2 separate regions of the Homo sapiens genome follow, and region 1 is linked to region 2. A link is a contact called in ENCODE Hi-C or POLR2A ChIA-PET data. All regions are on one chromosome and are shown on one strand. Each heading gives the region's core, a stretch centred on a gene start or an enhancer-like site at or near the end of the contact. The rest is flanking DNA. Distances are from core to core; before and after follow the strand shown.

The links. A loop is a pair of places that touch in the nucleus more often than their neighbours do. ChIA-PET counts read pairs that join two places held with the same protein, here RNA polymerase II (POLR2A). Pooled maps may share reads with other maps.
Region 1: a map of mammary epithelial cell shows a loop between it and region 2 (4-fold over the local background). The contact joins the enhancer-like site here to the promoter of LINC01554 in region 2. A Hi-C loop is called at or near these places in 1 of 168 maps with a recorded cell type or tissue (mammary epithelial cell), 1 of 37 single-sample maps with no recorded cell type and 7 of 50 pooled maps. POLR2A ChIA-PET finds 5 or more read pairs at or near these places in 5 of 52 experiments (A673, MCF 10A, RWPE1 and 2 more).

What each region holds. Positions count from the first base shown.
Region 1 is chr5:96,677,858-96,682,659 of GRCh38, forward strand. The region is part of intron 2 of CAST (calpastatin); the gene reads left to right. Among named protein-coding and RNA genes, the nearest start is that of CAST, 18 kb to the left of the region's middle. Within about 2 kb of position 3,124, at least 3 of the 41 ENCODE cell types and tissues checked have a DNase peak (open chromatin) inside an H3K27ac peak, as active enhancers do.
Region 2 is chr5:95,850,375-95,854,904 of GRCh38, forward strand. It overlaps LINC01554 (long intergenic non-protein coding RNA 1554), which reads left to right and starts at 1,858. Exons shown (of 3, transcript NR_026936.1): 1 at 1,858-2,340. LOC124901029 (a long non-coding RNA gene) reads right to left here and starts at 2,331. Exons shown (of 3, transcript XR_007058876.1): 1 at 2,212-2,331.

The DNA of each region.
Region 1 (4,802 bases), core at 1,874-4,373, 830 kb after region 2:
CTCCTTAAATTCTGCCTGTATGTATTTGTTAAGGTGGCCAAGCATGGGGGTGGGTGACTTGGTAGTCAGGGTATATTTCCAAAATGGTCTGTCTCAAAGGGCCTCATTCTTTATGTTATGTGCAAATAAGTCATTAATGAGATATTGTGTCCTGGAGACAGTTCAAGGAAACTGTCCCACTTTAGGCATTATGTTAGCCTTGATGTTCATGATTATAAAACCATGAGCAATCTGAATTTGTTATCTGCCCTGCCTACCATCCATAGTTTGTTGCCATCTCCTTTTCTTCTCAAAATTACCAGAGAAAGACTTCCTGAAACTGATTATTTCTCCCAAATATTTTCTTACCTACTGCTCTGTTGAACAAAACGTGAGACTAAGAAGCTTAGTTTGGTTTTTAGTAATCCATTTTCAAACTGGCATGTACCCTCCAATGTTAAATAACTTACTGTCCCCAAGCATATGCAAATATACTGGTTAGCCCTCTGAGGACAAACCAGGGTCTTTGAAACAAAATCAGTTTGAAAATTTGCTTTCTATCTTCTTCACAGTTTTTCTTCTCTTTTTATTATTCTGCTACATTTCTATTAGAGATGCCAGAAAAGGGCACAGAGGAGGACTTTGGGAGGGTATAACCAGAAGAAAAAATTGATGAGGGTTAGGTGAGAACCACCGTTATATTGCCATATATAAAAATACATGGAGGGCCGGGTGCGGTGGCTCATGCCTGTAATCCCAGCACTTTGGGATGCTGAGGCGGGCAGATCACAAGGTCAGGAGATCGACACCATCCTGGCTAAAATGGTGAAACTCCATCTCTACTAAAAATACCAGAAAAAATTAGTCTGGCAAGGTGGCGCGCACCCGTAGTCCCACCTACTCAGGCAGCTGAGGCAGGAGAATCACTTGAACCCGGGAGGCAGAGGTTGCAGTGAGCCGAGATCACGCCACTGCACTCCAGCCTGGGTGACAGAGCAAGATTCTGTCTCAAAACAAACAAACAAACAAAAACACACATGGAGATGAATGTAGCCATGTGAATTTCAGAGTTCTTTCTCCCTTGCTATTTGTCAATAGTTTTTACTTTTTTGGAATATTACCCCAACACACAACCATTAAGTAATCCTAAGATACCTGCAGCAATTTTATTTTTATTTTTTGAGATGAGGTCTTACTCTGTCACCCAGGCTGGAGTGCAGTAGTGTGATCATGGCTCACCGCAGCTTTGACCTCCCCCGCTCAAGTAATCTTCCCACCTCCCAAAGTGCCAGGATTATAAGTGTGAGCCACCACGCCCAGCTACCTATAGCAATTGTAATAGAATGTTGAAGCTAATACATTTGTCATGCTGCGTTTGAAATACAAATACTTGAGGATAGGGTAAGGTAAGTGTCTGAGAGAATTTATTTATGTTTGCTTGTTTATACCAATTGTTATGAATTTTTCAATTCTTTCTCAGATGTAGAGGAATTACAGGACCAAAAGTTGCATGGACTAACAAGCCAAAGATAAAATAACTAGAGAGGAGGAAAAAGAAAAATGAAAACACTTAACATCAGCAACTTTAAATGCAGTAGAACAAATAAGTCTTTCCAAACCTGCAATCAAATCTATTTAAAGGATGAAACTGACACATCCGGCCACACTGAGAGAGTGTGAATCTTTTAGCAACATATTTCAGTAAAGTCCTGGGGAATGGAATTTAAAGTATAAAACGGGCATGATCTCAGAGAGCCAATTTTAAAAGCTTCAAATTTAACAATGGATTTATTTTTATGAGTAAAGAAAACACAAATAAAAGCGAACGGAAATTCTGCCTTAAAGGAAAAGATGTTTTTTTACATTTTCCTTACTCTAATGGCATTGGTGGCATGCTTTTCCTCAGTGTTTACCTCTCCTCCTTTTAGAATGCATGAATTCAATGTTGAATGACTCAAACATTTTTTTTTTACTTTTTTCTTTTAATAAAGTTAGACTTTTTTAATCACAAAAGTAATACATACTTGTGAAAAACAATATTACCCTGAGTCTTACCGCTTAAACTACTGCTCTAAACTTGTGTGTATATACTTAAATTAACGCGATAATGTCATGTATTTATAATTATTATATATGCCAATTTTAGTACTTTTTAATGATTGTGTAGCTAAAATATAATTATTGGAAAAAAATTAGAAAGTACCAGAGAATTTAATGAAAATAAACACCCTTGGCCAGGCGTGGTGGCTCATGCCTATAATTCCAGCACTTTGGGAGGCTGAGGTGGGCGGATCACAAGGTCAGGAGTTCAAGACCAGCCTGGCCGATATGGTGAAACCCCAACTCTACTAAAAATACAAAAATTGGCCAGGCGTGGTCGTGGGTGTGGGCGCCTATAGTCCCAGCTATTCGGGAGGCTGAGGCAGGAGAATTGCTTGAACCTGGGAGGCGGAGGTTGCAGGGAGCCAAGATCACACCACTGCACTCCAGCCTGGGCAACAGAACGAGACTCTGTCTCAAAAAAAAAAAAAAAAAAAAAAAAAGAAGAAGAAGAAAAGAAAAATGGAAAATAAACACCCTCATCTAGGATTCTAGCACCTAGAGAAATGGGCACTATGTACATCTTGGTGTATTTTCCTGCATCTTTTTTCTTTGTTTGCTTATTTTGTTTACTGAAATGCTGCATATCTTGATTTTTAAGCAGAAATAGCAAAGGAACACCATTATAGGGCCTAGTCTGAAAATGATAAATAATGTGCTTTGTGATAGATAAATCTTTTCCAATTAAAAAAAGACCCATCAGTGTGTGTGGCATTTAAGTATATAGAAAACCATTATTCAAGCACCTTGGCATTCAGTATGGCATTTAATGTTCATTATTTTGTGCTCTGTTTTTGAAGGGAGGAGAAATTTACTTCTTATTCAAGAAGTAATTTGTGACAGTGTTCCCACAAGTGATTTAGCTGTCATTAGCAAGTTCTAGAAGAGTACTGCAGCAAACATTTTAACATTCTTTTATGTCATGACAAGAGAGTTCATACTAGTTGTGGGGAGTCGATTGTGGCTGCACAAGCTCATGTCTCAGTGCCAAGAAAAGCTAAGCCGAAAAGCTGCACCGAGGCAGTCATGCCTGGCTCACCGGGATATCTAGCCCCAAGAGGCCAGCACAGGCTCGCACTGGGTGCGACTTGGGAGCTGAGTCTGACTTGGGAGGCTAAAGTGACTCTGGGAAGTTACAAGATTCTTTTCAACTGTGGTTTCCCCATTTTTTCATTTGAAATTTTCATTTATTGTTTCATTGACCAGAGTATTTTCTAAGATATTTTTTTCAGGGAGGGAGCACAATGATGATTTTCTGAGTGTGTGAATGTAAGCATGTTTTCTCGTTGGTGACTCACAAGAAAGTCCATCAATACAAAATTGTACAACATCCTTGGGTCACAGTTTTGTTCCTCAAAATTCTGTATCTATTGCTTCGTGGTTTTCTGGCTTTTTGTGCTTCAGAGATGTCTGAGGCAGCCTACTTTTGACTTACTTTTTAGGAAGCCTATTTTTCTTGCCTTGGTGCAAGATTTTTTTCTTTTGTTCTTACAATTTAAAAATACTACCAGGATGGGCCGGGCGCGGTGGCTCACGCCTGTAATCCCAGCACTTTGGGAGGCCGAGGCGGGCGGATCACGAGGTCAGGAGATCGAGACCATCCCGGCTAAAACGGTGAAACCCCGTCTCTACTAAAAATACAAAAAATTAGCCGGGCGTAGTGGCGGGCGCCTGTAGTCCCAGCTACTTGGGAGGCTGAGGCAGGAGAATGGCGTGAACCCGGGAGGCGGAGCTTGCAGTGAGCCGAGATCCCGCCACTGCACTCCAGCCTGGGCGACAGAGCGAGACTCCGTCTCAAAAAAAAAAAAAAAAAAAAATACTACCAGGATGTACTTATATATTAATATGTGTTTTTCTTTATTAATTTGTCTTGGAATGTCTGTTATTTCATTATTTCTTTAATTATTACTCTTGTTTCGGTTTCCCTTGTTTCTTCCTAAACCTACATATGCAATAGTTCCTCTTTATCAGCTGTTTCGCTTTTCATGATTTCAGTTACCCACGGTACAATACAATGAGATATTTTGAGAGAGAGAGACCCCATCCACATAACTTGTATTACAGTATATTGCTATAATTGTTATATTTTATTATTAGTTATTGTTGTTAATCTCTTACTGTGCCTATTTTAGAAATTAAACTTTATTATAGGTATGTATGTATAGGAAAAACCATAGTGAATACAGGGCTCAGTACTATTTGCAGTTTCAGGCACCCACTGGGGAATCTTAGAATATATCCACTGCAGATAAGAGAGACTACTGTAATTCTGACATTAGACATTCACTAATCATCTGCCTCACAATTTTCTTTTGCTGACATTTACCCTTGCACTCTAGGAGAGTTTCTGAAGTTTGCCCCCCACATATTTTATTTCTAAATTCTGCTCTTTGAAACTTCTAATACAGGTTTAAATTTTGGTTTTCGTTTTTGGTTTCTTTGTGTCCCCTTCTTATCCTCTCTTACCTCTTTGTCTCACTCCATTATCATTCCATCTCAATCTATAGCTCTTTACTCCATTTCATGAAGGTAATACCATCTTGTTTCCTATCAAGGATGTACACTTTTGTCTGAATTTTCTTCTTATTCTGTATCATTTTATGAGATCTGTCTTTTTCAGTCTTCGGGGTAATGATGCCCTCTGCCTTTCTCTGTGGTGGTTTTGAGAGGCAAAATTTCTTTCTGATTACTCTTTTAAGGAGAGCTTGGCCTACTCCTAGAGC
Region 2 (4,530 bases), core at 608-3,107:
CTTAAGAACTTTTGAAAATTATAACTCTGAGCTTTTTAAGGACACAGGGTTAAAAGGTGGTTTGTTGGCAGATGGGCATCAGCAAAGCCTGTTTCGAAAGCTCAGCATGAGTGCACACATGCAATCAGCCTTGGCCTTGCACTGTAAATTTTTAGCAAAGTACACAAGTATGGGGTTTTGTTGCCAAGGAAATGGCTTTGTTTCTCTGAGGAAGGAGACATTGAGGACACTTCTCTGTAAGTGATCACCGAGCAAGGCCATATTGTTTCCCAGACCTGCTGTTCTGTACAACGTGAAGCTCTTCGGTCCTGTCTGTGCTTCTCTGGCCAGTCTTCATTACAGTGGCAGCAGGCAAGCCAGGCTTTTGCTGACATCTACCTTCCCTTTCTACTTGCCTAGGCAATTGTGGCTTGTGTTTGAACTGAACGATGAAGAAAGATCTCAGGCAGTTTTGAGTCAGCCTTCAGGTTCCTCAGAAACTTTAAACACAGGAATCAATGAGGTCACTGAGGTCAGGAACTCTAGGCGCCCCTGCCTCATGCTTGGAGCATCAACTTCTGGAGGTCAAGGGTAGGACTATCAGGGACTGCATGACGAAGATGATAGTGGTAAGAGGTGACAGCGTGCTGGCAGTCCTCACAGCCCTCGCTCGCTCTCAGCACCTCCTCTGCCTGGGCTCCCACTTTGGCGGCACTTGAGGAGCCCTTCAGCCCACCGCTGCACTGTGGGAGCCCCTTTCTGGGCTGGCCAAGGCCGAAGCCGGCTCCCTCAGCTTGCAGGGAGGTGTGGAGGGAGAGGCGCGAGCGGGAACCGGGGCTTTGCAGGCGGCGCTTGCGGGCCAGCTGGAGTTCCGGGTGGGCGTGGGCTTGGCGGGCCCTGCACTCCGAGCAGCCGAGTGGCCCTGCCGGCCCCGGGCAATGAGGGGCTTAGCACCCGGGCCAGCGGCTGCGGAGGGTGTACTGGGTCCCCTAGCAGTGCCGGCCCACCGGCGCTGCGCTCGATTTCTCGCCAGGCCTTAGCTGCCTTCCCGCCGGGAAGGGCTCGGGACCTGCAGCCCGCTATGCCTGAGACTCCCACCCACTCCATGGGCTCCTGTGCGGCTGAGCCTCCCCGACGAGCGCCGCCCCCTGCTCCAGGGCGCCCAGTCCCATCGACCACCCAAGGGCTGAGGAGTGCGGGTGCACGGTGTGGGACTGGCGGGCAGTTCCACCTGCAGCCCAGGTGCGGGATCCACTGGGTGAAGCCAGCTGGGCTCCTGAGTCTGGTGGGGACGTGGAGAACCTTTATGTCTAGCTCAGGGACTGTAAATACACCAATCTACACTCTGTATCTAGCTACTCTGGTGGGGCCTTGGAGAACCTTTATGTCTAGCTCAGGGATTGTAAATGCACGAATGTGCACTCTCTATCTAGCTCAAGGTTTGTAAACACACCAATCAGCACCCTGTGCCTAGCTCAGGGTTTGTGAATGCACCAATCAACAGTCTGTATCTAGCTACTCTAGTGGGGCCTTGGAGAACCTTTATGTCTAGTTCAGGGACATACACCAATCAGCACTCTGTATCTAGCTCAAGGTTTGTAAACACACCAATCAGCAACCTATGTCTAGCTGAGGGTTTGTGAATGCACCAATCCACACTCTGTATCTAGCTACTCTGGTGGGGACTTGGAGAACCTTTGTGTGGACACTCTGTATCTAGCTAATCTGGTGGGGACGTGGAGAACCTTTGTGTCTAGCTCAGGGATTGTAAATGCACCAATCAGCGCCCTGTCAAAACAGACCACTGGGCTCTACCAATCAGCAGGATGTGGGTGGGGCCAGATAAGAGAATAAAAGCGGGCTGCCCCAACCATCACTGGCAACCCACTCCAGTCCCCTTCTGCACTGTGGAAGCTTTGTTCTTTTGCTCTTTGCAATAAATCTTGCTACTGCTCACTCTTTGCGTCCACACTGCCTTTATGAGCTGTAACACTCACTGCGAAGGTCTGCAGCTTCACTCCTGAAGCCAGCCAGACTACGAACCCACCGGGAGGAACGAACAACTCCAGATGCGCCACCTTAAGAGCTGTAACACTCACCGCGAAGGTCCCGCAGCTTCACTCCTGAGCCAGCAAGACCACGAACCCACCAGAAGGAAGAAACTCCGAACACATCTGAACATCAGAAGGAACAAACTCTGGACACACTGCCTTTAAGAACTGTAATACTCACCGTGAGGGCCCGCGGCTTCATTCTTGAAGTCAGTGAGACCAAGAACCCACCAATTCCAGACACAGTGGGATCACAGAGAGAGCCAACAGTCCAGGCCATGACAAGCTGGCACCCAGCTCTGCTTCACATGTAAGTTATTCCTCTTCTAATTGTCCCGCTAGGTGAAATTGATTAATCATTTATTCAGAATCTCCACTTCCTGCTAGTTGTCCAACTGGCGTGGCTGTAGCTCCTTCCTGCAAGGCAATGCTGAAGAAGCTATGGAAGCAAGAAGGAAGCATGGATTCTAAAAACTGACAACAAACCACTTACCCCTATTGCTCTTCTTCCTAAAGCTAAAGGTAAATCTTGGCTGGAGTTGCAAATGGGAATGTTAGCAAATGGGAATAGGAATGGTGGTTCTAATGCTTGGGGCTCACCACCTTCCCTCCCTTATACTCCTTTCCTGATGCAGAGTGCCAGAGTAGCCAATACCCCCTTTCAACAGGAGCTCACAGGACAGAAGAAGGTCAAAACTTAAGGAGGAAAATTACATTAAAAGAAAGATCAAAACTGTACAAGACAACAATACATACCACCCAAAGCAAAAATATTAGAGCAAACAGACCAAGGAATTTTTTTTTTTTTTTTGAGACGGAATCTTGCTCTGTCATTTAGGCTGGAGTGCAGTGGTGTGATCTCGGCTCACTGCAACCCCTGCCTCCCAGGTTCAAGCGATTCTCACACCTCCCTAGTAGCTGGGACTACAGACTATGCCCAGGAGAACCCTAGGACCTTCAGGACACCATTTGAAAATTATTCATGGAGAACATGGCATCCTAGAATGAGAAATCCACATCTGGTACTGTCAGCCAGGGTTCCTAGCTTTCAGCAGAGAAAGAACTTATTAAAAATAGATAGGATAGCATAGCTCACCCCACCCCTAAGAGGGAGAGATGACAAGCTTGGAGATAGGAAGAACGGCCTGGATTCACAATGCAGTGAAGATCCTGCTGCTGCCAGGCACAGCAACTCTGGCTCATATCACTAGACATGGGACCTGGCTGGGGGGCTCGTACCAGGAAGCCTGGACACAGGACCCTGCTGCTGGGGCTGTGGCTGCAGGGCTTCTGGAGGGTCTGTGTTGCTGAGACTCCAACTGCTGCCCCCACCCACTGGAATGGAGCCTGCCCCAGTTTCTGATTCACAGTCTGAGGCAGGAGTGTCTCACTGGAAGATCTTGCACCACGGGCCTGTACCTTAGCTTTAAAGAAGGCTGTGGAAAGGCATATATGGCATTTTTGTTTCTGTAATTTGAAGTAGCTCTACCTAATAAGACAGAAAATTCTCCAAAAGGAGAAGGAGGTTCAGATGCTAAGGGAGGAGGAAATAATGACAAATGCTTACTACAGGAACTTTGGCAAGTTGCTTTATCTCTGAGCATTATTCCTCTAGGAAAAATAATGGCCCTTCTAAGTCATCCATCCATCCATCCACCCATCCATCTGTTTATCCATCCATAGCAAACATTTAGTAAGAGCTGTTCTAGCTATCTATTGTTTCATAATAAATGACCCCAGCTTCGTGGCTGAAACAATCATTTCAAGGTATCTCATGACTTTTGTTGGTAAGGAACTCACACAGGACTCAGCTGGGTGATTCTGCTCCCTGTAGAGTCAGCTGGAGTCCTTTGAGATATTCAAGTAGCAGCTGATCTGATCTGGACTTGTCAAAATGGCTTTGCCGACTTAGCTGATCCCTTGACCGGGATGGCTGGAAAGCTGGACTCCGCTGGGCTCCACTCCCTCTCCATGTGGTCTTAGGCCTTTCCACATGGACTCATCAGCAGGGTAGCTGGGCTTCTTACATGAAAGCTCAGGGCTCCAAGAGACAAGGTTTGCCTTAAGGCTAGGCTTAGAGGTGTCATAATGTCACTTCCACCATACTCAGTTGGTCAAAGCAGTCACAGGTTAGCCCAGATTCAAAAGGGGAAATAAAATACATAGACATCACCTCTGGATGGGAGGCATCAGTGAATTTGTGGTAAGAGCCTTTAATCCACTGTAAAAACCAACTATGTGCCAGACAGTGTTAAGAGGGGGAGATACGAAACCAAGACATGGCCCTGTCTTCAAGGAGCTTGCAGTCATACAAGGTTACAAATGAAGGCAGTTAATGAGATCAATGTCAAGAAGCACTGTAAATTGTAAAACAATTTTAATATGAAGGATTGCTTTGTCTCTGAGCTTTATTCCTAAATAATCCTAAAACTAGGATTTAACAAATCCCTATAATGCTCTGAAGTATCAGTTACTGTTTGTTGACTGTTCACCAAGTATC